Linked DNA regions of Mus musculus: region 2 is linked to region 1. Evidence: chromatin loops called from intact Hi-C (ENCODE). Cell type or tissue: left cerebral cortex. All regions are shown on one strand. Links, peaks and the distances in the headings refer to the core of each region. The heading gives the core; the rest is flanking DNA.

The links. Peaks named below come from ENCODE experiments on the same cell type or tissue, not always from the same donor. Only the 100,000 strongest peaks of a DNase experiment are listed, where the experiment ranks them.
Region 2: it touches region 1 in a loop (1.8-fold over the local background); 2 of 42 quality-filtered maps call a loop at or near these places.

The regions. Positions count from the first base shown.
Region 1 is chr13:23,848,014-23,864,539 of GRCm38, forward strand. Slc17a3 (solute carrier family 17 (sodium phosphate), member 3) reads left to right here. Exons shown (of 12, transcript NM_001164743.1): 5 at 4,335-4,421; 6 at 7,560-7,678; 7 at 7,799-7,960; 8 at 8,441-8,570; 9 at 8,669-8,816; 10 at 9,088-9,178; 11 at 9,966-10,102; 12 at 10,190-12,701. The coding sequence ends at 10,100. Among named protein-coding and RNA genes, the nearest start is that of Slc17a1, 14 kb to the right of the region's middle. In left cerebral cortex, for the core only: no CTCF peak of the experiment used is centred there; DNase peaks (open chromatin) are centred at 7,427, 8,568 and 10,059.
Region 2 is chr13:23,958,765-23,975,290 of GRCm38, forward strand. Scgn (secretagogin, EF-hand calcium binding protein) reads right to left here. Exons shown (of 11, transcript NM_145399.1): 5 at 16,044-16,100; 6 at 15,196-15,273; 7 at 8,076-8,131; 8 at 4,018-4,063; 9 at 3,360-3,419; 10 at 914-982. Among named protein-coding and RNA genes, the nearest start is that of Scgn, 24 kb to the right of the region's middle. In left cerebral cortex, for the core only: a CTCF peak has its summit at 6,296; DNase peaks (open chromatin) are centred at 3,470, 6,341 and 9,196.

The sequences.
Region 1 (16,526 bases), core at 3,681-11,680:
ACAAGACAAACCAGGGAGTAAAAGCGTGAGACTGTGGACACAGCAGCTGGGGGATTAACCCAGCCAACAGGGAATAAAATGCATGAATGTAAGCTTATATGATGACAAATGCATGCAAGGTCAACACTCAGAAGGCTGAGATAGGATCGTCACACAGACTAGCCTGGGATAGGCAGTGAGTTTCAAGCCCTCAACTCAATAAAACAAACAAAACAAAAAGCACAAACTATTTTTTAAAAAACAGAATAAAGGCCATGAGTGTGAAGACCCAGTAACTTCCTTGCCCTTCTCTTAACAGGGCCTAGACCAAAATGAGTCAGCTGACATATTTAGGGGAGTTCATATATCTCAGAAGCCCACAAGCCCACAGGTTTTCTTGAGGAACTCCAGGGAGAAATTCTTTTCTGATTTCAAAAAGCATCGGGAACATGGCTGCCCGAAGGCGGCATAGAGAGAGCTAATGGAAGAGTCCATCACAACAGAGCCTCCTGAGCCTACCTTCTTGCCTCAGTAGGACTGATATCACTTCCTGTGATGGTGATGTCTGGGTTGAAAGACAGGAGATCTCTACCCAGAAGTTAGAAAAGCACCAGCCCAGGGCCCAAAGGACTACTGCCAGCCTCCAGTGCAAAATACACTGCATGTTCCTTGTAGGAGTATCTAACCTTTGACATTGTCACCCTGCATTGTCATCTACAGAGTTCACACCTGAGAACAAGACTGAGTGATTAACACAAGAAGTCTCATCCAGAACTAAGTTGCTGAGTCAAGTTTTCTTTAAGAATGTGGTCCTGGTGTGGTGACCACCCTCTAGCTAAGGCTACACATCCAAGAGTACACAGGCAACACAAATTGGACTTAGGGTTTAAAGATAATAGGGCACAGTTGAGTGTGTTGGGGAGGACAGATGGACCTAAGAAAAATTAGGGAGAAGGGAAATATGATCAAAATAAATTGCATGATATTCCCAAAGAGCTAATAAAATGAGAAAGAAAAACAATCATAGACTATCTCATAATGTTTAAGTAAGTTTGAGATTTTATGTTAGACTGTATTCATAGCTATCCTGGGGTGTAGGTGGTCTGTGGGTCATAGCTCAGATATGCTTTCAGGAGGCACAAAAGATGCATATTGGTAGGGAATTTTATAGCTACTCAAAGAGCTTTGGAACTAAGAAGTTCAAACAAAACGTGTAGCTCATGCTTAACGTTAGTAGGTGATGGGAATTTAAAAAAAAAAAAATATGTTGTTAGCTTAGCCCAGAGCTCAGAAAACAGACAGGCAGGCTCTCAAAGCAAATTGAGTGCCTTCATTGCACAACTTTCTGAGTTAATTTAAAACATCGAGTGAAATAGAGAGAGGAGAGAAAGGAGGGAGAAAGAGACAGAGAGAGGGGAGAAATGGAGAGAGGTGGAGACACACAAATCAGGGAGGGAATGACATAGTTATTTAATGGGAGATAGGAGGCTAGCATATGGAAGGGCCATCTGTTCTCAGATGCCTAAATAAACTCTGTCTTTCTGCCTCAGCCTTCTCACCAAAGGTGTGGTTATAAAAATGAAGTTAGAATGTCCCCAAAGAACAAACAAGAAGTCCCCAAAGGATTGGCATCCCGAACCAAAGACACCTGCTAGCTCTATGGGAAGGACATGTGGAAGAGTAGAGCAGGTCAACTAAAGATCTGGATAATTGCTGGGGTTTTTTGGCTCTTGAATACCTGGGGCAGAATGAGCAGCAGCATAGGCCCAGGCCTTTCCATGTATTGAATCAGTAGTGCTGTGCTGATAACTCGGTCCCTTTAAGAGGGGTGAAAAGCCAGTGTACAGTACTTATCAATGCCTATGCTAAAGAGACCCCTGAGATATCAGTCTTAAGATACAGAATGAGGAGGAGAAGATGGATACAGTCAATGTCACAGACCCCAGCACTCCAGAGATTTGACACTTCGCATGCCTCTTCAATGTTCAAGATCCCAGGCTTTGGGAGTTTTCCCTCACAGAGAAATACCAAAATGTACAGAAGGGGGCTCTAAAGAGATAAGTATCTGTTTTGGTTTTACTCCCTTTTTATTTTCTAGAATATTGAAAAATATTTTAACTGTTAAATATTTTTAATTGACACAAAATTATATGTGTGTGTGTGTGTGTGTGTGTGTGTGTGTGTGTGTGTGTGTGTATGACATTATACTATGAGATATTTCAGTACAAGTGAATACTTACTAATGTTCAAATCCAGGCATATCCACTCCTTCCAGCATTGACCATTTCTCTTTAGTGAAATTATTCAGAATTCTTTATTTTAGATTTTGAAATGTGGTATGCTATCGTTATTTACCCTCTGCCTGCTACTATGCAAGAGAACACCAGAACTTGTGCTTTGTTTACAACATAGATTCTATGCTATTGGTATAGCATGCAGATGGGTAAGAGACAAGAGTAGAGAAGAAGGTGAGGGTGAAGAGGAAGAAGACGTTCACTTAGGAGGTCAGGCTTGAGGTAGATTGAGTGAAGGCAAGCAGACAGGAAAGAACATGACCTTGCTTGGATAACGGAGTCTGTCTTCCCTTATAATCAAGATAAAGGCAAACGTTTAGGTGAAATGTACTGATTGGGTGGACCTGGTGGTAGAAAAGATACTCACTTCCAGCTTTCTTTCCATTCACTCTGGAACTTGGAATTCTCTTTCAAAAGTTGCCTTTCCTATTGTTAAAAGGCCAACCTGGGACAGTTCATTTAACTGTGACTGACAGCATTTGATCAAATGCCAAGTTTGATTGCTGACATTTAAATGAGATAGCATAGACAATATGCTTCAGTGAACATGAATTTAAAAAAAATAAGATCCTAACAATTATTTCTACCTTGCAGTGTAAGTTAAAAAGAAATCCAAGCAAAAGAGTAAATCTATAGGCCATAAATCTGATTGCACAAATGCCTGTAAGTGCTGACTGTGAAATACACTGTTAATAAAGTTAAAGAGGGAAGAACTGTGGCCAGCAAGCCACACAGGGACTATTCACAATGCACAGTCTGTAACTTGAGGCAAAGGGAAACAATGGAGAGAAACAGAAAAAAAAAAAAAGACAACAAACGATAAAGTTGGTAAATAGTGAAAAACTCAACTCCACTAAAAAGAACATAATTAAATATTAGAGTTTTTTTTTATCATTTATATTGGAAGAAAAGTGCCTTAAAATTTTTGAGGCTATTAGACACTATCAAGGGGATGGGAAGGAAAGAACTATGTTGTCACTTTAAGTTGAACAGCTTTCAGCATAGAACTTTTGCAGTATTTACCAAAATGTAAAGCACACATAGCCGTTGAGCTGGCAGCTCATCCTCTGGTACTTTAGTCACAAAAACAAATTGTGTTTCTATTCAGAAATGAGTGATGATGCCTGTTTAGAATTAAAATCTTCCATGCAATGGAGATCTTTGTAAGAGCAATTGATTAATGAAGATGAATGTTGGGACTGGAGAGGTGGCTCCAGTGTTAAACGCATGCACTGCTCTTGCAGAGGGCCCCAGTTCTGTTCTCAGAACTCACGCCTCCACTGCATCCCTAGGGGATCTGCATCCTTGTCTGCCTCCATGGGTATTTCATTCACATGGACAGTCTACTCCTGACACACACTGCAGACAGACATATAACGTAATTCAAAATTAAAATCGAAAAAAATGAAAGAAAGAAAAGAAAAAAAACAGTTACATAAAACCCTCAGGCCATTATGATCATGTTTATTTTAAAATAACAACTCTGTATAAATATGGAATTTGACAAGTTGGCTAAACATAAAAAGCTTAGAATTATTTGCAAAGCTGTGAACCAGGAGGGAATGTGCCTACTATATATTAGATGCTCTGTGAAGTTGTAGAAATTAAAACAGTGTCATTAGCATATGTATGGAGAAGCAGCTTCCCGTGAGTGCATTTACAAATAGCATAAAAGTGCAGAGGAAAGAAGGTGAGTGACTGTTTCTTGTACAATATATTGATGTGATGCTTATCTTCAGAGGGGTAGAGAGGGTAAAAGTGGAGAGTATACTAGAACCTTGGCCCTTCATGGTGCTTTATTTCTATAATAAATGCCTATAACTATAAATTAAGACAGCACAAAAGGTAGTATGACAGTCACCTGAATGTCACTTGGGAATTTTAAAGGGGGGGGGGGGAAGACTTACCAGAGGTATAGGAATTAAAAAACTAGTCTGAAGGGCTTGCATTTACATATGCATATTCTGTGGTTTGGTGGCTTCTTCATGTTCATCTGCCAGCCTATATTATCTGTCTAGCAGAAGGCAGGGGTCCCACCATTTTCTTTCTGTCTCTCTGCAGGAATGACATTGGGAATCTTTACTGTCCTCCTTGTGGGCGGCATCATTAGTGAAGCCCTTGGGTGGCCCTTTGTCTTCTATAGTTTTGGTAAGCTGCTTGCTGGTTTCTGGAATATTCAGGAATGTGCTTCTAAGTTTATGCATCTGTGTGTACTCTTCTAAAGGAGAAGAGTCAAAATATAAAAGTGTTAGGGAAACAAAATATTAAAATATAAGGAATTACTTTGCTAGCTGTCTTAGGAATTCCATTGCTGTGAAGAGACACCATGACCAAGGCAACTCTTATAAAGGACAACATTTAATTGGGACTGGCTTATAGGTTCAGAGATTCAGTCCATTATTACCAAGGCGGGAAGCATAGCAGCGTCCAGGCAGGTGTGGTACTATCGAACAGGCTGAGAGTTTCCCATCGTGAACTCAAGGCAGCCAAGAGAAGACTGAGCATCCTCAGGAGAGGGGTCTTAAAGCCCACCCCTACAGTGACACACTTCCTCTAACAAGGCCACACCCACCCTAACAAGACCACATCTTCTAATAGTGCCACTCCCCGGGCCAAACATATTCAAACCACCATACTAGGCAAGATGTGAAAATCCTCTGGCTTCATATAAAGTGCTGCTCTCCTGCACAGTCATCAGGATGCCACTGTGCCTTGTAGGCAGGAGGGGAAGATTTAGAAAGCAGTGCTTTCTAAGAGACAGAAAAAAACAATCCGAGGAGGTAAATGTAGCCACGGGGTTTGTCTTGGTTAAGCATAGCAAAGGGATAGAGTCCTTAGCAAGTCTTGAAGTTTCCAAAGAAAAGAATATATCAAACACTGACAGTAATTTGGGATAACTTCACTATTGGACCCGAGACTTTCATTTAGCTAGAAACCAAGAAAGTACGGCTTCACCTACAGTTTCCACTGGAGTAGCTTTGCATTTTATTTTCAAACTCTCCATCAGCTTGTTTTATTTGCAAGCCTGCTCCTCTTCCAGACAGTGAGTATTTTGGAGACAGAGATGAGTTATTGTCAGGTCACACGACTCCGTAGAGTTCACAAAACATGAAAATACTAGTCCACAGATCATTGGGTGGACATATTAATACCAAACAAAGATTACTTTGTATTATCAACTCACCAATAAGAGACAAGAATTTGAAATACATATGCACCCAAAAGCAGAGCTCCCAAGTGCACCATGAAAAAACTGACTGGATAAGGTTGAGAAGTAGCCCGGTTGGTAATGCTCTTGCCTAGGATAAAGTCATGGGTTCAGTCCCCAGTACCACAGAAAACTGGGCATGGTGATACATACCTCTAATCTCAGTACTCAGAAGGCAGAGACAAGAAGATCAGAAATTCAAGGTAATTCTATACTATATGGAAAGTTTGAGACCAGCCTGGGATATGTGAAGCAGTGTTCTATGGAGTGGGAATAAGAAAAGAAAACAAAACCTTAAAGAAATATCATTCACCTTAGCCGAATCTGTGAGCTCCAGAGTCAGAGATCGTGTGTCATGGAAATAGAATGGAGAGCAATCTAGGAAGATGTCCAGCTCTCTCTGTCTCTGTGTCTCTCCCTGTCTCTGTCTCTCTCGCTCACACACACACACATACAAACACACATACACACACAAACATCTAGAAAAAATATTCTTCTAGAAGAAAGCAGGGAAATTTTATTTGTTCTTTAATTAACCAAAAAACCTCCTAAATATGACACCAGAAATATGAGCCATAGAGAAAATCAATAATTTGAAACTCACCAGAGTAAAAAAAAAAATGTCATCTTCAAATGGCATTGTTAAGACAATAAAAGGGCAGACTAGTTCAAGGAGAAAATATCTACAAAACACTTAATTAGATGTTCTTCTAAAATGTGTAAATAATTTTCAAAACTCTATGAGAATATAAAATCCTCAACTGAAAAATGGACAGAAACATTTTACCAAATGCATACACAGAGAACACAGATCTATGACAAGACACCTATTTAAAAACCTTTAGTCATGGGGATATGAAAATTAAAAATCACAATGGGCATCTCCATATACCTATTAAAATGGCTAATACTGAAAACATTGACAGTGTTAGTCTGTCCCTCAGATTTGTGACCCCATTCCAACAACAAATAAACAGGAAATATTGAGACAGCTTGTTTGAAAACTGAGAAGAGTTCACAATGAACTCAGGCAATGGCTTAGCCTAGAAAATGTCCTAACATGAGAAGAAGTCATTCAATATACCCAAATTGTGACAGCCCAGCATAGAGATACCTACACATCCACATTTATTGCTGCACTGTTTACAGTATCTCAGGGATGGAACCAGCATAGATTTCTAGAAACAAAAAGCAGATAAAGAAAATGTGATGCAGATACACAGTGGAATTTTAATCAACCAGAAAGAAGAATGGAATTATGTCATTTCCTGGAAAATTGATGGGACTGGAGATCATCATATTAAGAGAAATAAGTTAGATGCGGAAAAACAAGCCACATATTTTTCTCTCATTTGTAGAAACTAAAATTCTTTACAAATGCACATCTGTCTACCTATCTACATACATGTAAACATACTTAGGTTATAACATACATATACATACTTGCATACATAGATACATACATACCAGCATATATACATACATACTTGGGTCATAACATACATATACATACAAATTTATATGGGTCATAACATGCATATGCATTCATGGCTGATAACATCCACATTGGTCATGAACATATATATACATACATATATATGTATATACACACAAACACACACACATATGTGTACACACACACACACACACACACACACACACATATATATCACACAACATACATATATGTACATAAAAGCATATAGGCAGTTAAGGGAGATTAGTAGATGGTAGGAGGGAAAGGGACAGGAATGACTAAGTAAGAAATAGGAAGAAGCTGACATGATAAAAACATGTGATACATTTAAGAGAAATTATTAAAAACCAACATTACATACAATGACTACTACACCAATTAGAAACAAAGACAGTGCAGGGTTTAGTAGTAGTGAGTCAAGGAAGTGCTGACGGATGTACTGTGATATCAACACATGGGAATCAGGACAGAAGGTATGTGGGAACTCTGTGCTATCTTTGCAACATTTAAACAAACTTGACATTATTGCAAAATGTAAAGTCCACTTTAGAAATGATAGAAATGAGCTCCCTGGTGAACTCTTCTTTCTCTCTGCTTGCAGGAGGTGGTGGTGTGCTCTGCAGCCTTCTCTGGTTCATTCTGATTTATGATGACCCTGTCTCTCACCCATGGATAAGTGGCCCAGAAAGAGAATATATTTTATCCTCTCTGAACCAACAGGTACATATAAGAACTCTAGCATCTGCAGAAACCTTGCATCCACATCTGGGTTCCTAATGGTGGCTGAGACTCTGAGCCTCGTGTTGATCTTTCTACTCAGACCAATGCATTTCTTTTCAGTTCAGCTCAGAAGAGCAGCCACTTCCCATCAAAGCTATGCTCAAATCTCTGCCTCTCTGGTCCATGTGTCTCTGCACTATGACCCATCAGTGGCTTGTTAACACCTTTATAATGTACACTCCAACCTACATCAGTTCTGTATTCAAAGTTAACATCAGAGACGTGAGTAAAATTCACTCCATTCCTTCTTCATGTTTGCATCATCTGTCACAGTAATTCTATGTGCAGGACATTGAACCCCATTACCCAAAATATCTTGATTATTTTAAAAAAAAGAATCATTATTTATTATTACTGCTATAATGCTTTTTTATATATTTTCATAATTTTTCTTTAATTAACAGTCCTTGATATTGTATTTTCTTTTTTCCTTTTTTTATGAGATATCTTCTTTATTTACATTTCAAATGTTATCCCCTTTCCTGGTTTCCCCTCCGAAATCCACCTATCTCCTCCCCTCCCCCCTCCTTCCCCCCCCTCCCCCGTGCTTGATATTTAAAACTAATGATAGACAGCAACTTTGCTGGGAGGTTGCCAGGTTTCTGGGGGGCGGGGCGGAGGGGAGATGGTTTCCGCGTGTCAGGATGTTTAGGAGATTGCCAACACGTTTGCTCCCTCCCTTACTTAGTCTTCTCTCCTCAGAATGGGTTCCTGTCTTCTCTTCCCTTTATTGTTGCCTGGGTCCTTGGTATCCTGGGAGGCTGGCTGGCAGATTTTCTACTGAGCAAGAATTTTAGGCTCATAACTGTGAGAAAATTCATCACACTTTTAGGTAGGAACAGGGATGTGGGATTTGCATTGCATGGTGTAAGCATTTAACAGTCAAAGAATGCATCTCACCCTTGCATTTGTCTGTTCCACATTTCCTAGGAAATGCTCCTCCTGCAGCCCTCGTTGCGGCTCTGCCCTATATCCAATCCAGCTATATTACAACAATTATATTTCTGACAATTTCCTGTGGACTGTGCCCTCTATCTCAGGCAGGAATCTATATTAATGCGTTAGACATTGCTCCAAGGTAAGATTCTTGTATCTATTCTTAGTTCACATTTTCTGGGGAAAAAAGCAGCCTATAATGTTCTGGGAGCCTCAAAGTTTGGAAACAATAAATCATAAGCATGGCCTGTGGCTGGGCCTAGGGTGAATTGGTGAAATATGCACTTGTTAAATCGCTTCCCATTGAATATGCATGGTCCACGTCCTTTTGGATGGATTCACACATAAAGCAGGGCTGAAAGACACTGTCAGGTGTGTCTGGATTTAACGTGGGCTATTGCTGTTACCCACAGGTATGCCAGCTTTCTCATGGGAACATCAAGAGGATTGGCACATTCATCGGCTGTGCTGGTACCCATTGTTGCTGGCTTTTTCCTCAGCCAGGTAGTTTCCATTCCAAGACAGATTTTTAAAATACTCTCCCACGTATATTTGCAAGAGCAATAGCTAAAGAATATATTCAAAGGTTCAGAAAGAGTGCTCACTTCACTTTGGGGTGACCGTGATGTGTGGAGCCAAATGAACCAGAGTTGAGGTCATTTCGGAACTAATCAGTGAGCCACTTAGAATCTCCATTTGAAATGGCAAACAGGGCCACAGGAATCTCAGGAGAATGTTTCCTGCCAAGCCATCTGAGGCTGAATTTTCATTCCTGTAAGTAACCAGACAGAGAGAAGAATCGAGAGCAGGCATTTTATACATGATGTGTCCTGCTTGGCCATTCCTTCTCAGATCAGTTTGGAAATTAATACTATGACCCTCATCTCCTAATGCTTAAGCTGAAAATCCGGTAGAATGAGCTTTTCTGCTCAGAGGACATAGCTCTGAAGCCAGAGGTCTTTTTACTACATTGCAACATGGACGGGGGTGGGGGTGGGGGTGGGGGTCTTAGAGCCAGTTTTAGCATGGTGGTTGTAGGCAAGATTGGACTACAGAGAATATGTGTGACACTTTAATGATAAAGACAAACAGCTCTATATATAGGTCAGTCGTGAGGGTCTTCAAATCTCTCGTATCTAGAACATTTTGAGCATATTTTGGAGTTCTTTTCTCTAATTATCAAGGCACCATCTAAAAACTGAATTTCATCCAGAAAGCCCTCTGGAAACTGTCGTCTGAATGAGTGATTCAGTTTCATAGGAAATACTTATTTTGGGTCTTGTGTTCCCAGGACTCTGAATTCGGGTGGAGGAATTTCTTTTTTGTAGTGTTTGCAGTTAACCTACTTGGCTTAATCATCTACCTCGTGTTTGGGAAAGCAGATGTTCAAGAATGGGCTAGAGAGAGGAAGCTCACTCGTTTGTGAAGGTAACAGACAATGATTTTGGTAGAGTTACAGTCACAGAAGCAGGACATCCAATTGTTAATTTCTTTCTTGTCACTTTCCATCCTCAGCTGTCCCACTTGCTGTAAAGAAGTCATTACATACGCTGGCTCCTCTGTGGGAAGACTTTCATGAAAAATGATGTCAGATATTTTCCCCCTTTCACCCAGACTTCTTTTGAAGAAAATATGAGAGGAATAAAACATCGAGTAAAATGATAAGAAGGGACCAGGTTGTCATCTTTGAATCAAGAATTTGGTGCTGACATGGTAGTTTCCATTTTTTTAAGGGCCAAAGTTTATGGACCCTTGGTCCAGAGCGGTAATCTTTACTAGAGAAATTATTTATTTTCTATTTGTCAGGTTGAATATTCATTTCTCGTTATGCCTGTGGTACTGGAAGAAGAGAGAGCATTCTTTGACTGGCTTTCACTCCTAGTCTGCAGTTTCTGTTTCCTGGCTTGGCACTGACACATGTTCCACACATGGTCCATTCTTCTTCACTGTGCTCAGGCTACTGGCGGATGAGTTGCGTGCCTTGTCTACTGGCTTCAGCCAGATTTTTGATGGAGAAATGAAAATGTAGTCTGAGGAACTTAGCACAGAGGGTCACTGCAGTCCCTGGCCCTGAGAGGCAACCCCCTTGTGTGTTCTGGTAACTTCTTCCCTCTATTTGTTATTTTTGTCTTCGCTTGTGCCATCTCTGTTATTCTCTAGAACCTGTTATGGTTTTCTTGCCCTTTGCCTGATCCTGTGCAAATGATCTTTCCACTGTCCTGAAACTGCCTAGTGTGGCTGTCATCCCTCTTCTGTGAGATATGCCTAATTTGTGGTTAAATCACTCATAAGGATGGAAAGTAAAACCGACTTAGCGTTTTGTAAAGTAATGGTTTGTAGGTGTCTGTGGGTCACACCAAGTTCAGAGACCCAGGACAGCATTGAGAACTGTTCCCCATGCTAACCTTTACTGTCTATGACAGAGATCACTGCCCTCAAATCATATCCTACAGAGGTGGTGTAATACATTCTGAGTACAGATTAGGGCAAGATTAGAGAGGCCAACCATGAACAAACACAGCAATGACTGTGATCTTGGTATGAGCTCTGATCTGTCTGTTGGGACACTAGAGTAAGTTAAATATGGTTTCCTTCTATTGTGCAGAATCAGGTGTAGTAGCAGAGGGACAGAAACGGGACACAGATGAAGATTTGCCATTCCATACAAAAAAACTCTGAGAAGGTCTCATGTATGAAGCAATTCCAGGGGTACATATTAAATGGACAACCCTTCTTCTACAAAATCATAAAAGCAGGAAACAGGATGCATTCTAAAGGGAGTACCCTGTCTGCATATTCATAAAAAAGCACAAAGCACAAAATTAGAGGAAGGTGTGTGGCTAATGCATGTAGTGTTCCTGTGTTATGGGAGAGAGTTTGAGAACATTATATAAGCAGTGAAGTAGGGCTCATAGCAATAGCTACATGGACAGATCTTTCTAGATGGAGCATTTTCCTAAAATTTCAGAATTAGGATGACACGTCAAATGATGATCTGTATGCTGGTCTTTAAAACAGCAGTTTTAGGGACTGGAATAAGGCAGGACACATTGAAATGAAGAGAAGAGGGGTGGGAAATGCTTGTGTGGAAGAATTTGAAGACCCTACCATTTAACTGGATGGATGGTAGAGAAGACAGACAGAAGGTGAGAATCCTAGGGCTGGAACCTGCTAGACAAGATAGACTACTAAACAGAGACTGCAGAAAGATGGTCTCTGATCAAAGAAAAGATAATGAGCTGACTGAGGTGGGCTGAGATCGTAGTGATGCTGGAAAGGTCAAGTAGCCATAGGCTCAAAAGACTAGACTCCACCGTTTGTCCCACATGCCTACCAAAGAGATCACTGAGTGGTGGTAAAGGACAATGAAAGAAGATTAACTTGACATGACTACATTGGAAGCAGTGTCCCTAAGTCTGTCTTCAAGGTGCCAGTGGTCTGATGGTCATTGTGTCAGCTCTGGTCCTTGTCTCAAGTTCTAGAGAAGTTGACAGTGCTGTCACCACTTGAGGGGAGTAATCTTGAGTTCCATGGAGTGATGATACCTGTTCCAAGGTGCAGCCTTGCCACCTGAGTAACTGCTAATTCCTCACTTGGGAGCAGGAGATTCACCCTGCAAACTGTAGTTTGGCTCTTTTATCATGAAGATGTTTATTACCAATGCTTTAATCCCGGAGTTCAACGCAACTGCAAAAGAGAATGACTGTCATAATTAGGTTTCTACAGCTGTGATAAAACACCATGGCCAACACAATGTGGGGAGAAAATAATTTATTTCACCCTTCAACTCTCAGGCCACACGCCATCACCAAGAGGAGTCAGTACAGGAACTTAAGGCAGAAACCTCAATGCAGAAACTGAAACAGAAGCCATGGGGGAGTGCTGCTTACAGACTTGTTCTCTGTGGGTTTTTCATGCTGCTTTCTTATATAACTCGGGGCCACCTACCTGCCCAAGGATGGAACCACCACCAGTGGTCTAGGTCTCCCAACATACATCATCAATCAATAAAATATTAATCAAGACTTGTCTATAGGCCTGATGGAAGCTTTTTCACATCTGTGGTTCTTCTCCCCAGATACCTCTAGCTTGTGTCACCTTGATAAAGTAAACCAACCAGGACAATGACTAAGGAGAAAACTGATTGTTCTTGAGTAATAACAATAGCTAACATCATGGACACTCCAAGAGTGGCTTAGTAACATGATGAATGCCCAACCATGAGCAACAGGTTGGGGGTCAGTTCTGAGCAGTCCAACCCAAGAGACTGTTCTTGGAACTTCTGCCTAACACTGCTCATGAAGGTGTGTTCTACTTGGATCAGGAACATTTGCCAAAAGTCAACAAACTATACTTGTCCTTTTATTAAATCTTTATGACAACCCCATTGGCTGGCAGTTATTATTTCAATTTTTCTTATAACTCTGAGGTTAAATAGCTTCCTCAAAGTATTACATTAGAGGCAGTCAATTTATCATGGATAAAATTTCATTGCACAGAATAAACATACTATTAATCTTGGTTAATACTTCTATTAATCTCTAAAGAAGTTGCAGATATTACACTACACAATACATTGTCTTATGCTGCTGGGTCTTGGTAAATGAAAAATTGACTCATTAGCTCAGGAGCTGTTGCAAACCAAAGACAGCCCATGCCCCCTCCACACCTCTATCTGTCTCTCCAATGCACACGGTAGCTCCTTTTTCACCATGGTTGTTGAAGACCACAGAAAGAAGACATTATATGCATAGGTGAGCCATCAAAATATCACCCTAATCTCACAGGAGAGTTCTCTCAAACACCTCTCTCTCCTGAGGATGGGTAAAACCAAGGGTGGCAGTCTCTCTCTTTCTGGCCTTTACATGAATTCACCTTTGACACATTTCAAGTTCTTCCATTCAAGTCCATATGTTCTTCCCCAAAGGACCCAAACATCTTAACTCACTACTTGAACATGGTGGAGCTCAGCATTATTTAGAAGACAGGTAAGGGTTCCTAGTCTCTTCCTGAGGCTATGTCCACACCTCACCCAGCATCTTATGTTCAGGCTGCTAGGCTTCACAAGCTACCCTTTACTACAAATTGCATCATCCGTTGAGAAGTTTGGAAGGACCCAATCCTTGGTTTCTCTTTCCCTGCCAATTTATTTTCATAATAAAAGCACACATAGCCACATACCTATTACTGTTCTTCAACCCCATCATGGCTTCTACAAAGTATCAAAAGAAAACAGAGACCCCCCACCCCCACCTCCAAAGAAACATTATCAGTGAAAGATTATTCAGTGAAAGTGAACAGATGGCAACATTTCTGTTGAGGTAAATAATCTCTCTGGTTAAACTGTTGAAACAAATATCTACTCTACTTAAATTGCAGGGGCTTTCTGCACATTTTCAAAGATTACAGTTTGAAAAGGCATTGCACATAAACACATGCTGCCAAATCTGCTTCTTATCAAGGATAGTACTGTAGGAACAAATGAGCAGAGCTGAACAGGAGTCTGTCTTCTCAACAAAAAGGTATTTTAAAGTTATAATGTAAGCAGGTTCTATTATCAAAGCTAGCTATGTGGTAGAATATTGAACAACAATACCAGAACCTGTTATTGATGGTGACATTATGAAACAATATAAGTGACAGTCTGGCAGACATAACCCACACTGAGAAAGAGGAAGGATGTCCAAGGTCTTGTCTGGTGAAATCTATTAAAAGACATTTATAGAGTGTAGCTTCTTATTTTAAACCATATGCTTTGGCAATATATGGCAGGGCTAATGATACAAAAACAGTTTAACTTGCCACTTTTCTTTTTTATTTATTTATTTATTGCATATTTTCCTCAATTACATTTCCAATGCTATCCCAAAAGTCCCCCATACCCTCCCCCACACTTCCCTACCCACCCATTCCCATTTTTTTGGCCCTGGCGTTCCCCTGTACTGGGGCATATAAAGTTTGTGTGTCCAATGGGCCTCTCTTTCCAGTGATGGCCGACTAGGCCATCTTTTGATACATATGTAGCTAGAGTCAAGAGCTCCAGGGTACTGGTTAGTTCATAATGTTGTTGCACCTACAGGGTTGCAGATCTCTTTAGCTCCTTGGATACTTTCTCTAGCTCCTCCATTGGGGGCCCTGTGATCCATCCAATAGCTGACTGTGAGCATCCACTTATGTGTTTGCTAGGCCCCGGCATAGTCTCACAAGAGACAGCTATATCTGGGTCCTTTCAGCAAAATCTTGCTAGTGTATGCAATGGTGTCAGCGTTTGGAAGCTGATTATGGGGTGGATTCCTAGATATGGCAGTCTCTAGATGGTCCATCCTTTTGTCACAGCTCCAAACTTTGTCCCTGTAACTCCTTCCATGGGTGTTTTGTTCCCAATTCTAAGAAGGGGCACAGTGTCCACACTTTGGTCTTCATTCTTCTAGAGTTTCGTGCATTTGAACTTGCCACTTTTCTTAAAGGCATCGATGAGAAATATAATATGACTAAGGAAACATGCATATAAATAAAAAGATTTATAGGAAACATCAAATGGTTATGTTTAAATTAATTTTCTTTGTCTACTATAAATGCATCTGGGTGCCAGGTTTGTTTGTTTTGTTTTTTGGTTTGTTTTGGTTTCTTGTTATTGTTTGTTTTTGAGTAGCTCACTGTGTAGTTTTAGTTGGCTTAGAAGTCATTTTATAGACCAGCCTGGCCTGAATTCACAGAGATCCATTTACTTCTGCATGCTGAGTGCTGGGATTAAAGGCATGGGCCAGATCTTAAAACTAATAAGTAAATGAAGGACACTTTTCAAATTAATAGAAAATAAAGAGATTGATGTCCCAGGCTCATGCTTAATGAGGTATCATCAAGATAATTTATACACAAAGGCATTAAAAATGGATAATATCAGGCAAACTATAACTATATCTGACTTTCCTAAGGGCCACATGATCATTAAATCCAAGAATTACTTAGAAGTGTCGGTGTGTTGACTATGCTAATGCCATCGTTTTCTATTTGGATATAAGATAGCTAACTCAAAGACACATGCTGAGAGATTATGACTTTTTACACGTTATCTAGTAATTTATGGTATCAAAACAGCAATTCTACTGCTGTGAGGAGACACTATGACCAAGGCAACTCTTGTAAGAGGTTCATCATCATGGCAGGAAGCAGGCAGCCCTGGAGCTAGAGCATTATTGATAACTTACATCCTGATCTGCAGGCAAGGCAGAGAGAAGAAAGAAAAGAGAGAGGGAGAAAGAGAGGGGGAGAGGAGAGGAAGGCAAAGCAGAGGAGACAAATGGAGACATGAAGACATACAGAGAGACAGCTTGGGCCTAGTGTGGGCTTTTGAATATTCACTGCCTACCCCCAGTGACATATTTCCTCTAACAATGTCACATCTCCCAATCCTTCTAGTCCTTAAAGTTGATTAAGCATTCAAATTTAGGAGCCTGGTGGGGACCAGTCTCATTCACACCACCACATCCTTTTTTTGGTTAGACTTTTAAAGGTCCTATCTTCCCAGAGATAAATATCCTTCACTTCACAGTTACACCATCTATTTGTGTCATAATTGCCTGCCAGTGCCTACATTCCTGCGGAACTGTTTTCAAGAGTGAAGTACAGTCCAAGTAGAGTTAAAAGGAGAATATCTGATGAGCACTGGGAGAAGTCCCTAGAACAGCAGCTGTTTCCATTGAAATGGACAGTGAGTCAGTAGCTTCTCAAATGCAACATCAAATGGCCCAGTAGTTTCATATGCCTTTTCTTTTACTTTTATAAGGAATTTTTGAATCAATAGAGTTTTATTACTTAGATGGGCTCACTTTATTATTGATCACAAACTTGG
Region 2 (16,526 bases), core at 2,858-10,857, 110 kb after region 1:
GCCACAGAAGATGTGGCAGTGATCTGGAATGGATGTCAGACAGAACTGTGCCTTTGTCTCCTCAGTCACAGAATGTCAACTCCCTGGAGCTCTGTGCAAAAAAAAAATAGTAACTGGGCTTTTTCCTGCTGCAAGGTTTCCTAGCCTTAATCATATATGCAAATTATTCTGAGACTTAACATAATTAATAATTAATAACTGTTACTCTAATTTGTTGTTGTCTGGGACAGCCAGGATGCAATCATTGTGCATCTAATAATGTACTTCAAAGTAATCTTTGAGTACAAAGGCTACTAAATCCACTGTTCCCTGGAGAAAGAGAAGCTGGAATTGTCTTCCTAAGGAGATTATCAGCCAGTACAGAGAATAAAGTTTAAAAGAAGGAGACTGCCTTTTTAAAAACATTGTCAAGCCTACAGAAAATGAAAGCCTAAATCATCTCAGCCCAAGCCTCAGCTATACCATAACAGGAAGTGCCCATCCTAGACTAGATGTTCAAAAAAACCTTGATGAAAAAAAAAGGTTAGATGAAATTAAATTTAGAATTGTAGTTATTGTAGTAAACAAGTCTGAGAGAGGTGAGTAAAGGGGAGAAAAGACATGGGGAAGCTGGAAAATAAAACAGCAAAATACACTAACACTGGGCTATTTGGGTAAAGCAAATGACTTTAAAATGATGGTTAAAAGACACTTCTGTGTTGATTATGCATTATTTTAACCCATGTGACCTAAAGAAAACAAAAGAAATTTGTTGAGTCTCATAGAATATCAATGGTTATAAAATGGAAATGCCTCCAGACCTTTCTCTCCAGTATTAATCTTCAGCCTCACTCGTTCTCAGAAATAATGCAATTTGTCACAATGTCAACCCCGATGCATGATGGGAATAACCCTTCCAGCCTCATGAACTCACCTGGACCAGCTCCATCATATCTTTGACAAATCCATCCACTTCTGGGCCTTCCAGGGCTCCAGTTTTACTCTGAAAGACACAAAGATCCAACCACTTAAATATCATTTTCTTAATTTGAAAAGCTAAATAATAAATTTGACAAATCAGCCAGTCAGTGTTCATTTGTAACTGCCAAACAATTTAGAAATGGAATGCTCGGTGTTTTAGTCTCATGGGCTATGAGTGCCCCGCAGGAATGAAAAGAATCCTTCATCAATAGCTTCCTGCCCCCAAATCAGCACTGCTCTGCACTCCTCAGCAAATAGCACTGACACTAAACTTACTGACAGCTGCTTCCCCAATGTAGGCTTCTGTTGGGGTGTTAGTTAACCATGTGAGTGCTGGGAATTGAACTGCACAGCAGTGGCCCTTAAAGGGACAGGCTGAACATTTAAAATGTTTGCTTTATGACTGAACAATCATTTAGTGATTGCTGAAAGTGTAAATTTTAAGTAAAAGGCCACTATATTGAATCAATATATGAAACATTTTTTGTGTGTATATAAGATGTTTTCTTCCTACTCATTCTGTAATCTATTGTCAGCATGAAAGTAAAATGAAGGACAGACATTTTAACATGTCTGAGATAATAATGTCTGTACCTCACAATGTTTTTAAGCCTGTATTTATTTTTATTTTATGTGCATGGGTGTTTTGTCTGCCTATATTTCTGTGCACTGTTTGTGTGCCTTGTGTCTCTCATGGCTGAAAGAGGGTGTCAGATCCACTAGAACAAGAGCTACAGACATTTGTGGGTTGCCATGTGGGTGCTGGGAATTGAACCTGGGTCTTTCAGAGGAGCAGCTATTTCTGTTAACCACCAAGGTATTGCTCTAGCCCCTCCCTGAAAGACTCCGAAAGGAGCCCCTCGCTCAGGCCTCAGGACAATAGCGGACACCCAAGAACTCACGATAGACCGAGCTTGTTGCAAACCACATGAGGCTTTATTCGGGGAAAGCCAGAGCTCTGGGGACTCTCTAACAGTTCTGCCTCATCCTGAACTCTTCTGAAAAAGCTAATGGAGTTCACTTAGCTAACACAGTTCCTTCAGATCCATTCTTTTGTTGCTGTTGTTGTTGTTAATTTATTTATTTATTTATTTATTTTACAGTCACGATTTTATTCCTCCCCCAGTCTACCCTCTAACTGTTCCCCATCCCATACCTCCTCTCCACCCCTATGACTCCACGAGGATGTCCCCACTCCCTACTCTCCACCCCATCTGACCTCTAAACTCCCTGGGGCCTCCAGTCTCTTGAGGGTTAGGTGCATCGTCTCTAACTGAACCCAACAGTCCTCTATTGTATGTGTGTTAGGGGACTCATATCAGCAGGTGTATCCTGCCTGATTGGTAGTCCAGTGTCTGAGAGGTCTTGGGGGTCCAGGTTAATTGAGACTGCTGGTCCTCTTACAGGGTTGCCCTCCTCCTCAGCTTCTTCTAGATTTTTCCCTAATTCAACCACAGGGAGCAGCAGCTTCTGTCCATTGGTTGGGTACAAATATCTGCATCTGACTCTTTCAGCTGCTTGTTGGGTCTTTCGGAGGGCAGTCATGATAGGTCCCTTTTTGTGAGAGCTCCATAGCCTCAGAAATAGTGTCAGGCCTTGGGTCCTCCCCTTTAGCTGGATCCCACTTTGGTCCTGTCACTGGACCTCTTTTTCCTCAGGCTTCTCTCCATTTCCTTCCCTGCAGTTCATCCAATCCACTCTTAGCCTAACCCTATCTTTACAGGTGGGGTCTGGAGAAGGCAGGGAGAATAAAACAGTTGAGGTACCTACTACCCCAGCCCGCAGGGCTGACAAGCCCAGATGGAAAGCTGGGTGATGGACATGGTGTAAATAGCTAGGTGCTGCCTTGTCCTGGCTCAGTGCTTCTGTTCAGAATGCAGTCTGGCATTCCTGGAGAGGGTTCTTAGACCTTTCCCACCTCTTTGCTCATTTTTCTTCTTTCTCACATTATCCCACCTTCATGTCTAGAAAGCCAGCCCTGTACCATTTACTGTTTTAGAGTGATTGTTCCCACATGAAGAATGGCTGTCACTCACTCTATAAGAGAAGCTATGTTCCATCAGGCGGGCATGACTGTGCCTCAGTCCTTTAGTTGGATTGGGGGGATTTTTCTGTTTGTTCATTTCTTTTTGCACAGACAATAAATGGATGTCTTGCCTTCAAAAAGAATCTTTCTCATATTTTTATGAGGCAAAAAAAAAAGCATTAGGAGTTCATCCCTGTTTAATTATAAATCAGTTTTGCTCATTCTTTACCTGATCATCTGAAGTTATATAGTTATACATACAAGGGACTGCAATTCATTGTCTCAGTTTAGACCTTGTCAGTACAGTGGTGTCACACAGGAACAAACTGAGCTTTCTACCTAAAGATGGCTTCACAGGGTGAAAATGACTTACAACATCGTAATGGGCAAAGATTTTCTCAAAGTCCCTCTTCCTTTCTTCAGTAGAAGAAGCCTGGGTGTGAAGAAAACATTATGTCAGTCCAGCAACGCATAGCCACTGGTGTGTAACTCCACCGGCTGCTGGGTAATCTGTATAAACCTTGAAACAACAATCCTTAAAGTTGACTCTACCTTGAGCTGTGGGAGCCTCTAAAAGAGTTAAGACAAGTGGATGTCTTTTGTTATAGTTTGAAGAGGAAATGCCCCCCACAGGCTCCTGTGTTTGCAGTTAGCTGCTGGTAGGACTGTTTTGGGAGGATGTAAAACTGTTAGGAGATGGGGCCTTGATGCAGAAATTGAGTCACCAAGTAGTAAGTCTTTAGATTTTACAGCACAGCCCGACTTCCTACTGGGCCTGTGCTTCCTGTTCACTCAGAGGTAAGCAAGCTCCCATGTCCACAGCTACAAGCAGCTCCTGCCCAACCACGTTGGTCAGCATGGACTGTATCTCTATAACTGTGAGCCAATATAAATCTTTCCTCCCTTTGCTTTCTTTAACCAGGCATTTATCATAATGACAAAAGAAATAAACAATTTACCATTCTTTCTTTTTTCCATATACATAAAGAAACATGGGTAGCAGAAACCCAAAGAGAAATATCACCACTTACATCCATTTTAAACTGAAGAAGGAAGTTTTCCTGGAGCGCCAGAATCCTAAATGGGAAAAAGAATAGAACACGTATGACCCTCTGTAAGCTTTCCCATCAGTCAGCAAATGCACAGCTTGGAGAGAGAGGAAAAGGCTGATGGTTTCCACATTATCCTGATGATCTATCTGCATAGGTACTTGAAATGTGGGCATCCCTAAGTGACTAATGCAAGGAGAGTGATGGGCAACCTTTCCTAGAGATTAGCCTTCACTATAAAAAAATTTAAAGACCTTTCCTGATGGGAAACCATAGACTGTTCTGAAAGTTCTTCCCACAAAAGCAACAAGGAAACTGGACAGAATGGTCAGAGCAAAGTTTGCAGAACTTAAAGGTGTTGGCAGTCTGGAAAGGGCTCATTCTGTGAAAAAGGAAGAATCAGCATGGATTGATGATGCAGGTCTGTAGGTCCCACGCTCTGGACACTGAGGCAGGAGACTTCTCAGTTTGAAACAACCTGGGCTTCAAAGGTATTGTCTGAAGGAACCAAAAGAAAACAAAAGCCAAACAGAAAAGCCAGCCATCTTGGTAAGAACAAGAAAGGTTGGAGCATTTTGTTTTCCTGCCTGTACACTGAGCTCCTGAGGAGAGATTTGGAAGTCACTGAACCAACCATTTAAGGAAGCCTTTGCCTGAGACTGTGACTTAGTGGTTGAGGAGTAGCCTAGCATGGGCAAGGCCTCTATGCTCAGCTCCCACTTCATCTGTAAAAAACCCAAACTGCCTCTTTCCAGCCGTGAATTGACCATTGAGCTACCCAAGAAGAGACCGGAGTGGATACACACGATGACAAGAATAGAGTGCATGGAACTAGTTCAGAAATGCCACCAAACAAATGAACAACAAAGGCATCATCACCCACAAATGTATTACCTGCATGGAAAAGCAAACAAACAGTCCTCAGTCTGAAATGAGAGGACACCAGGCAGAAACTGGTCCATTGAAGAGTGGAGAGACAGCAAACATAAATCCTGACCTCATCAGTAACTGCATTAAGTGCGTGGGTGATAACAGCTCCATTAGAAGAGAAAAATTAGTGAAGCGTAAAGGATAAAACAGGCTATTGCCATTTGCAAGTGGCATAATATCAACAAACTCCAAAAACCCAAACACAAACCTATTCAGGCTAATAAGACCAGCACAGCTATAAGAGATTCAATCTGTACAGAACACTCAACTGCACTTCTGTACACTAGAAATGTCCAAAGCAAAATCACATGACTGTGGTTGCGGCAGTCTGGAGGCTGAGGCAGGAGTAGCGTGACTATGAGGCTAGCCCTGCCTGGACCACAGAGACTCTGCATCAAATCAAAAAGAAATGGAAGGAAAAGGAGTGAGAGATGAATGAGAAGGGAGAAAAGAAAAGCAGAGAGGGAGAGAGGGAGGGAAGGAGAGAGAGAGAGGGAGGGAAGGAGGGAGAGAGGGAAGGAGAGGAAAGAAAGAAAATAAAACAGAACTACGATGATTTGAGTAAGAAATGCCCCTCCATGGACGCGTGTGTGTGAGCACTTGGTCCCCTGTTACTGATGCTGTTTGGGGTTTGCTACAGAACCTCTTTAGGTGCAGCCTTGACAGAGGACATCCATCACTGAAGGAATGTTTAGAGGATCTTGTAGCCTCACCACATTTCCTGTCCTCTCTCACTGCTTCCTGAGTGTAGATGAAGGTGTGATCAGGCAGCTTCCTGTTCCTGCTTGCCATGCTTTCCCGGTCAGTCTAGAGTCTATCTCTTTGGAACTGCAAGCCAAAATAACTGCTTACATTGCTTTTGGTCTTGGTGTTCTATCACAGCAACAGGGGAAAAAAAAAAAAAACTAAGGCAGAATTTAATGTACCATTCCATATATGACCTCATCCAAAAAAAAATCAAATAATTGAAAATAAATGGAACAAGAATAAGCTCAACTTATAGACTGAAAACTCCAAAGTATCTTCTAGAGAAACTAAAGGCCTCAAAAGATGTAAAGACAACTGTTGTTTGTAAATTTGAAGACAACGTTGTTAGGTTGACAATATTTCTCAATTTAAACAGCAAATTCAGAACAAAGTCCATGGAAATCTGAGTTGCCGTTATGCAGAAACTGACTATCTAATCCTAAAATTATACCAAGATATGCAAATGGGACCAGAAGAGCTAGAAAAATCTTTAAAAAGAACAAGGACAGAGGACTCCACACTTTTAAAAATTACAAGTCTCCAACCATCAATGCAGTACAAAGACTAGTGTTTCTATTTGGAACTGTCACGGAAAGTTAAATATAGAATTACCATACGAACCAAAATTCTACTTCTAAGAATATAACCAAGGGGAAAGGCTGGCCACACTCACCCAGCAGTACTGTTCATAGTATCTGAAGAGTAGAAACAGCCCAAGTGTGTGTCAGCTGATAAAGAGGCAAAATATGGCATATGTACAGTGGACTATCCAGCTACAACAAGAGATTCTTGGGTCAGTCACAGCCTCACCTTTCAAAACATTATTGCAAGTGACATCACTGGACCGGAAAAACACATGCATAACTCCACTTATATTCATATTTCTCTCTACCTCTATCCGTGTGTGTATGTGAGTGCACATGCGAGTGTGTATGTGTGTAACTGAACTTACAGACTTATACATGCTGAGCACTGAGACACTCTAGTGCCGAGCTACCTTTTCTGTTTCTATTTGTATGGAAAGCTGAGACTAGGCAGACTTCAGAGGAGGGAACAATGAGACTAAAAGCTCTTGTTGTCACCCATACTGTCCTGATTTCAGTGAATCTTCCAGACACTGACTTTTCTTCTGAGGAGTGAATCTCAAATCTTCCTGGCTCTGCTCAGGATGGAGAGGGAATTCTGAATCAAGTGCTCAAGAAAAAAGCATGTGAGATAGAGGGAGCAGAAACAGGACTGTGGAGTTGAGGTCCCTTGCTGGACTCTGTGGAGAGAAACACTTTACTCTTCTTTGACTGGTCTCTCAGTGTCCCTTTTTTCATCAAAGTGGCCAAAATTCAGATGAAGGTCCTGGGGAGAGTCAAGTAGGAATGCAACTGGTCCTAGGAAACATGGAAATCCATCTAGCGTATCTAACTCAATATTATGGCCAGGACTGACAAGAGTCTTCCTAGTGTGTCTATTCACAGACAACCTTCAGGACCAGGGGCTGAGCCTCGAACAGGCAAAGGCCATGGATTCAGAATATCAAGAACAAGAAACGGGTGGAGGACCACACCGGCAAGAGATGCACAATCCCTAAATGTTTCCACCATGGTGTGACACAGTCAAGAAATTCTTTCTAGAAGTTACATTGTGCTTTTTTGATATTCAGCTTCTGAAACAGTGAAATAATTAAATGTTTTCTCTATATAACTTAGCCTGTCTCTGACCTTTCATTATAGTAACGGAAAGCTACATAACGATACATATAGCAACCATCAATCCCAAGTCACCTCACAGACTCATGGACTATGTTGCTCCCATTCTTATCCTCCCCTCTCCTCCATTAACCTTCAGGCACCACTGAGGGTAGTCAACCCTCAAAGGCCAGCAGAGAGTTGGCTCTACTAAAATTCAATCAGTTTTTACTACTGCTCTGAAATAACAATTTAACATTCCCAAAGTCAGTGAATAGCTTCAAGATTCTTTCATTTATTTATCATTATTTTCTTATCACTATCATCATTATTGCTTTTGTTTTGTTAGATTTTGGATTTAGAGGGGAATCCCAATGTGAGACTATGAGTGCCTAGCCTCTGAGGGCAAAATCCACCAATGACCCATTCATGAATTCTTAATATATATACTATGCTATAATATAATATATGCATTGTGCATTTAGGCAGGATGGAGCTTTGATTATCTTCATGAAAGAATCTGCTACCCAGAGTGATTCAAAAGCACTACAGAGGGTTTAATAAGATGAACCTGGACTCTTAGACCCCAGGCAAGAGTGGCTCTCAGATTTCAAAGGAGGTGTGTGTTACCATCAGACCCTGACACAGGAACTTCTGAGTTTGCCACTTTTCTGCATCACTCACCTTGCCAAGTCATTAAGATCCAAACGTCCATCTTTATTTTTGTCAAAGATCTTCATCTAAAAGGCAGAAAGGAACGTGGATGTGACAAATGCACAGACCAGAAGTTCTTTATTTTATTTGTTTTTCAAGACAGAGTTTCGGCCTCAAACTCATAGAATTCCACCTGCCTTTGCCTCCCGAGAGCTGGGATTAACAGTGTGCATTACCACCACCTGTGATCACAGGGTTTTAAATACCTTATATTCACCTATGGCATCTTAGCAACCAAGTCTTCAGTGAGGGGCTCTTATAGATGATGTCTCACTGAGCAGAGCAGAGGACAAAATATAAATACTATATCTAGTCAGATAATGACACAGACTTTGAGGATGGCCTGTATATCATCCTTTGTGATGTCATTATTGCAGGGGTTCTGTCTTAAGAGAAAACAAAATTGAGCCCTAAGCAAGTAGAAACCTCATCTAGGAAGACATGGGCCTGACTATTGCTGAGCGAACTGGAAAGGAAAACTTCCTAGACTGAGAAGTGCATGAGGGAGAAGTGGAGAGTATGGTCAGTTAGGCCCCCACCCATATGAACGCTGGCTTCGAGATTTACTTCAAGTCAGAGTTGGAGAGCTCATGTGGCAAAGTACCTGTTCTACAAGTACTGAGACTGAACTCGCTCCCAGCACCCTTGTCAAAGCCCGGCTGGGAGTACGTCTGTAACCCTGGTGCTCATCCAGGCATGGGAAGCAGCAGACATGGGAGAATCCTAAGGGCTGTACAGCCAGCTAGCCTGGCATGCATAGCTATGGACAACAAAGGGGCCTTGTCTCCCACGGGGTGGAAGGTGTGTTACGTAGCAATGCCCTCCGAGATTTAACCTTCCACCCTGGAAGGGAGCTCCTTAAAACTCAGGAAGTAACAACTCAATAGTTTCAGAAAGTCCCTGAAACCGACTAGATTTTTCTAGACATGTCCAGTTTCTATAAGCAGTGGGAGTGCTGAGAGGCACTCTCAGACCAGCAGAGCCACCTAGAGACTCTCAGAGCAGCCAAGCTGCCGGGAAGAAGTGGACACCAACCAAGCTGCAGAGGAGACATTCTCAGAGAGCTCCAGGAAGGCGGCTTTTGTGAATCACAACCGATGTTGGAGCGGCCTTCTCAGCGATGCAGCTGCCTTTGAGTCATCCCTCCTCCTCCACAGGAGCCCCTCACCGCTACTCTGTTCATGTAAAATCTCATTGGTTCACTTTGGCCTCCTGTGGCTTCCCTTTCTGAAAAAGGGAAATGGACATGTGTTTTCTCTCTTCAGGAAAAGTCTATGACGTGATAGGTGGAAGTGGATAAAAGGAGATAAATTGAGATGACTGGTGGCTTGGTCAGTAAGCAGGTGGTAACACTGTCATTTTCTCTGAAAGACATTAGTCATTGGAAGGTTTAATCTCAGCTGTGATCCGGCTACAATGGAACAGGATCGCAGGCTGCTGTGTTCAACAGAGTGCAGAAGGTAAGAGTGGAGATAATGAAACCTCTTCAGTTACCTATCCTTGTGGCTTAGAACCTGCTGGGAATGGCCAGATTCATGATGCAATTTGAATATAGTTGCTATTTTGTGAGTTTCCCCTAAAAGAATACATGCTGGAAGCTTAGTCTCCAGGGAATGATGTCCAGGTAGGCCAGTGTTGAGTGGGGGAAAGTTTAAGAGGTGGCACCCAGGCAGAGTTGGTTAGCTCATTTGGAGGGACTTGGTAAGACTTGGAGGTCTTGTGTGACTTGATTCCAAGAGCAATGACTTGCTGTGAGCCAACTAAGCATGGCCTTCGAATGTCCTTCTGCTTCTGGTCACTCTGTTATGGCTCATATACACTTTTGCCATCAGGAAGCACCTGCCATGACTTCCTCACCAGGAGCCTCCCTAACTATCAGCTAAATAAACCTCTTTCCTTTAACATATTACTGGGCTTCAAAGATTTAGTTAGAGTGACATGTAGCAGTCAATAGGATTTGCTAATTAGAGTGGCAGAGAAGGAAGGCATCAAGACTGATTGTCCTGATGCGTCAATCAAAATGAAGGAAGCCGCCCATAGAGCAAGTCTGTGAGACAGTCAGAATGTCAACTGTGGACCTGCTGGATTTGAGATGCTGGGTGTGAAAGTGGACACACATACCCACAGTGTGCTCATCTGAGAAGCTCAAAAGAATGGTTTGAGTCAGAGAAAGAAGCGGGGGCTTTCAGGCATTCTCTTGCATTTAAAACTGGTTAGCATCATCAGCATGTGGAGAGCAGACATAGAAAGAGAAAATATCCCACATATGAGTCCAGCCAGGCCTTGGACTGTACGGACTTCATACCAGTCATAAGGCCAGCTTAACTCCATAGAGTTTTCTCTGCCCAAGTGTTGGAATTTCAGTTGCTGTTTTATCCTAGTGACTCCCAGAGTCATTAGCTTCTACTTAACGAGATTAAATACCACCTAATGATATCGTATCTAGATACACAGTCTCTCCTCCTGCCTGGAGCTGGTAGCATCCTTCCCTCCCTTCCTCCTTTAGAACGTTAATTAGTATTGGGACAGGACATGGTCTGCATGTCTGAGCCTGTCTCTTTTGACTGGCTGTTCACTCTCAGCTCATCTGTTAGCCATGCTTCCCACAGCTGTCAACTGCAGCCATCCTCATTAGGGGCGATTTGAATTCATCTGGTAGGTTACAGCTCTTAAGTAAAGCATTTCATACTAAACCTCGAAAGAAAATCTTCAGTGTGGCTTTGTGGTGATTTGTGTTCATTGCTCAATAAGAAGTCATTAAAGCATCAGAAACGTGATTCACTCCTAGGGAATCTCAGCCCTCGGCAGGTAGACAGCTTCCTAAACTCCCGAGTAGGTACCACTGGCACTAAAGGATAGGCAGGCAGCTTGAACTCAACGCCTCTTACAGGTTGATGCTTTGTGCTGGTGACATTCACCATGGAAATGACATGAATGACCAGGGAGCTTTTGGTCCTTTCTCCTGTCTCTCTAGTTTTCTCCTAACCAAGGTTTGAAGACTGAGGCAGGGACTATTTCATCTCTTTTTTGCAACTCCTCCCCAAACATTTGTCAGGGACAGAACTCACAAGTTTTCATGAACTGATTTACCAGGTCAAATTTAACCACAGGAGAAACATCCCTCAAAGTGACATCCCTCAGTGGGAAAGAGCATCTTCTGAGACATTTTGAGGTCTGTATAACCACTGAGGAAAGAGGGGCTTTAACACTACAGCCTTGAAACACCCTATTGTCATTCCTAAGGTTCTTGCCATTCATTAGGCTAATAAATATTGGAAGAGACCTGAATGCTCAGATGAGTGTGACCCGGAGGGCCCTTTAATGCTTGGGGAATGATACAAACTAGAATTATCTGAAGGCAAACATGACTCCTGTGGGGATACTAAGTAATTCATTCATTGGAAGGTGGGCATAGGGGACAAAGTAAATTAAGATGATGACGTCACAGGGCCTTCTGCTGTGGGTGGATTCAATGTATTTTTTTTAAAGATTTATTTATTTTATGTATATGACTACACTGTAGCTATTTTCAGACACACCCTAAGAGAGCATCAAATTCCATTACAGATGGTTGTGAGCCACCATGTGGTTGCTGGGACTTGAACTCAGGACCTCTGGAAGAGCAGTCAGTGCTCTTACCGTCTGAGCCATCTCTGCAGCCCCGGATTAAGTGTATCTTATCTGGTTTCTATATCAATACTATTCCTCCCTTTCTTCCCTTAACATCACATATGCCCCCCCCCCATAGTGTTATATCTCTGTTAACATTGCGCCTCTGTTCATTGCAATTTGACTATGGGCATTACCCACACATAGTCCAAAAAGACCACATATTCATTTAAGGAAATGAACAGTGTGATATGAATCCTGGTCAACCAGAACATGTTTTTATCCCTCTCTTTCTAGCCTGCCCTGCCCTAGGGAGTCATCATGGTTCATTACCAGCACTCTGGCTGCTTGGAAATCTTTCTGAAGTAAAGGACCTCAGAAAAAGCCCCAGGTACCATGTCTACTTGGCCCTGGAACATTAAGTTTAAGGGAAAGGAAAAATATTAAACACCGGACCATGCTTAATAAAGCATTCCCCATGTTAATTATGCAGGGCCATGAGGAACACAAGCAAGGGATACAGAAAGCATCCCCAAGAAAATCATTACTTTATCTGGGTTCAGTCATAGCTGGTTCTTAGGTAATGACTGAAAACTCAGTTCACTTTACGGTAAGTAGCCTGAAGAGTGTCAGACTCTGTGAGGTCAGGGACTTGGAGATAAGATGTAGGCCAAAAGAATGTGATAGGTAGCTTTAATTATCAACTTGATGCAACCTAGAATTATCTGGTAAGAGTCACAGTGAGGAATTATCTATATTTGGGCTGCCCTGGGACATGTCTATGGGGAATCATCTTAAGTTAATTGATGTGGAAAGACACAGCCCATAATGGGTGGTACCATTCCTTAGGCAGGAGTCCCTAGCCTATGTAAGACTTGGAAAAGCAAGCTAAGCAAAAACAAGCAAGAGAGCATAGAAAACCATAATCATTTCTACCTGCCCTTGATAGGGGTTGTGATATGATTAGCATTTTAGAGTTCCTGCCTTGATTGCCCCACAATGATGGATTATAAGCTGAAAAAAGTCCCTTTTTTCCACTAATTTTCTTTTTGTTAGAATATTTTATGAAAACAACATAAATGAGGCTAGGACACCCTCAATTCTCTACCATGCTGGCATACCCATCTCTACATTTCCTCTCATTTTCTGTCATGCAATATAATTTATTATTTATTGCATGTATTGTTTGCTGCCTGTTCTCCCACTGTTGAGTCCCCAGTGATTAGACTCATGCCTGGGGCACTATAAGCACTTAACAGTATCTGTGGATGACTTACGTGAATGAGTATAGTGTTAAGGTGGTGACACACACAACAGGCTAGAGAGTGGTACTGGTGCTCATTACGAAAGGAAGTTGTGAAGATTTCCTAGGGCAAGATAGCATCTACCTGAATCTTGAAGGATGCATAAGAACCAGAGGAAGAAAGGTAGAAAAAAATAGCTGAGCTATATTTGGAAGCAGAAAGCAGAGATGAGACTTGATAGCTGGAGGTGGGCAGAAGCCCTCTGCTCAATCAGTTTCACGCTGGAAGAAATGCTAGAAAACTGCTAGAGATTTAAATGTAAATGTATTCACTGTGTGGTTCATGTTTTACAAATTAATTAAATTGAGATAACAACAGACAGGCTAACATTCTGTTCTACTGATGTTTAAAATATGCTCAAGGCCTTCTAGTCTGGCCCACTGAAAGATGCAAATGAATTCCCTTCCGTGTTTATTCCATGTCAGAGAGTCACAGGAGCTGAGGTCAGAAAGATCTCAGAGGCTCTTGAACAAGGACCACTGCTTCCTGCTCCTTGGAGATCCCTGCTCTTTCAATGCTAAGTGTATCTCTGCTCGGGATTCCCAACCACATCCCGCATTCAGTTAAAACAAACAGCACTGTAAGAAACCAAAACGCTTCCTTGATATCCTGTCCTGGGATTTGGTTCTCTCTTAGGCATCTTTTCTTACTCAGAAGTCATCGTGGTCAAAATAGCTTTCATTTTTCCCTGGGAAGACTCGTCCCTGAGCCAGCACACAGAGTGGCCAGAGTCCAGAGTAAGATTCTGGAGGCATCCAGAGCTGACATCCAGGAAGTTTAGCTTTATGGTGCCTTTGGCTAAGAAACAGCTTTTCTTGGTTAGCTAATCTTTAAAATGAGTGTCAGTATTTAAGCAACCCAATTGAAAGCCTATATATAGGGCTGGGGAGATAGATCAGTGTGTGAAACGCTTCTGCAAACATAGGAACTGAGTTTAATGCTAAGAGCCCACAGTTTACAATACAGGAGTGGCAGCACGCAGATAGTCCCAGCCCTGGGAAGACAAACTTGAGGATCCCTGGGGATTTTGCCAAGCAGTTTAGTCAGCTAATCAATAAACCTCAGGCCAGTGAGACATCCCCATTTTTTATGACATCCAGGGCTGACCTGGTGCCTTCACATGCATACCCCCAGTACACACACACACACACACACACACACACACACACACACACACACACTCAAGCCTGGGTGTGCCCAATAGCCCACATTTTCACCAAAACCCACATATTGTTCTCAGTTGGATATGCTCCAACTTCGCATAAACTCTGCTCAAGAATTCTTTGTATCGAAATGTAATATAGAGACACTTGTTTTTAAACAGTGATGTGAATACAGTACTCATGTATGAAATTCTAAAAGGCATTAAATTAAAAATATAAAGTAAATGTGACACTCCTACAGTAGACAATTAAGCCTATGTCGTAAGTCACTTGCTTACTGATTAAGAAATCAGATGCGGTGAGAATAAAACACAGGTCTGGAGATGGACAGAGGCTGGCACAGCAACAGGGGCAATTCGACACAAGCTGTAGAAAGCATTGTGTGAACACTAGAGCGATGATTGGAGCCCACCAGACACAACTTTTCCTGTCTACTAAGTTTTCAAGGAAAACTCCACACTGAAATCATCTCATGGTCATTTGGGTCAAGAACACCATAAGCAGAATGTAAGATAATGACATGCAATTAGAGCTAACTAAAGGCACATGTGTTCTCCATGCAATGCAAAGTGCTTCACAGCCATCAGCTCCCTTTGCCTGGCACTACCTAGGCTACATCCCCATCTGAGTTTCCTCTGCTCTGAGCCCATGACCTCAATGAGTGGAGTCACCATCGTGGTGAGAGACCATATCCATCTGTTGGGTCCTGATGGTACAAGTCCATGGTTACTTGTTTCTCTGCAACTTTATGCCCACTGAGTTTGCTAGCAAGGTGCTTTAAAAAAAAAACCTAGTACTTCCTGCATATTCCTGGTCTCTTCAAAGACAGCTGCACAGCCTTCTTTTTCAAATGCATGTATCTCTTTCCATGAAAGAGGCTACAACAGCTGTTTTAGCCACTGTTCCAGAGCCAGGCTTTTCCCATGTAGCCATCTCGTCTATCAGCAAAGATTTCCTGGGGAAACAAGAAGACACAGGCAGCCTCCCCCACAGGGCCCACCCTCTTTCACTCACCATGGTGCTAGTATACTCTTCCAGTTCAGCCTCGGAAATGTTCTTTTTGTGGTGGAGGAAAAGGTCTCGAAGAAAGTTCTGTGCCCCCAAGAGAAAAGTCACATTGAACACAGTGAGCAAGTAAGATATAAACTTGTTGAAGGTTTTTCTATAGGGATGGGGATTGTAACTTGTTTTGTGGAGGAAATAAAATGTTAAATGAGCATTAAGTATTAAAGTAGAGGATTGCCACTGAAAGATGCTCTTGGAAGCCAGAGAGGAACTCCAAGCACAAAAAACATCCTAAAAGCTTCATCTATCTCTCTCCCAAAAGACAGCAGCATGACAGGTACTTTCCAAACCTTTATTGTTTCCTCGTTTCTTTATTGGCTTTTAAAGTTTTACTTATTGTACTGTGCTGTATATGCATGTGTGCATGTGTATGTGCACATGTATGTGGTATGTGCAATGTATGTGTGCACATTTGTCTGTGAACAGATGCATATCCATGCATATAATATGTAGGATGTGCAACAATATGTGGAAGTCACAGGACAACTTTGTGTCGCTGTTCCTTTCCTTCCACCCTTATGTGGTTCCCAGGATTGAACTCAGGATATTAGGCCTACGCCATTACAAGCCGGGGCAACTTGCCAGCTCATTTTTAAAATCTTTACAGTGATCCACTTCCTCTAGTCAGGCTGTTATTTTAAGAAACAAATTCAAAGCCGCATGTCTTGGGTCCACAAAAATACACACACACACACATACATATATACATATATACATGTATGTATGTATGTATGTATGCATTCTAAAGATGACCAAACCAACCCTTCACCCACTGATTACTTCCCACTGATACTCACACAAAGCTCAGCAGCTGATATGAAACCACTGCTGTCCGCATCGTATTTGCGCCAAATCTAAAACACACAAAAGGCATTTATCTCGTCTTGGCTACCTGACTTCTTGTTATCTGACTAGAAGCACCCTAATGGAGGGTTTAGTTCAGCTCATGGTTCAAAAGAACACACTCCATCATGGTGGAGAATGTTTGGCTATATGAGCTCAAAGCAGCTGGTCACATTGTGTCCGCTGTCCGGATGCAGAGAATGAGTAAAAAGTAGGGACAGGTTTATTTCTAACAGTCAGGCTCCATGTCCTGAACAATGACACCAACAAGAACCAAGTGTTCAAACATATGAGCCCAGGAAGGACTTCAAAACACAACACTGAACATTTTCAGGTATTTCAGGGGAGGCGGGGACTTATACTGGCTGGGTTCCTGTGATTCCACATCTAAAAATGGTCCCTAATTGGATACAAATAAACATTCTCCACGGAGTTCA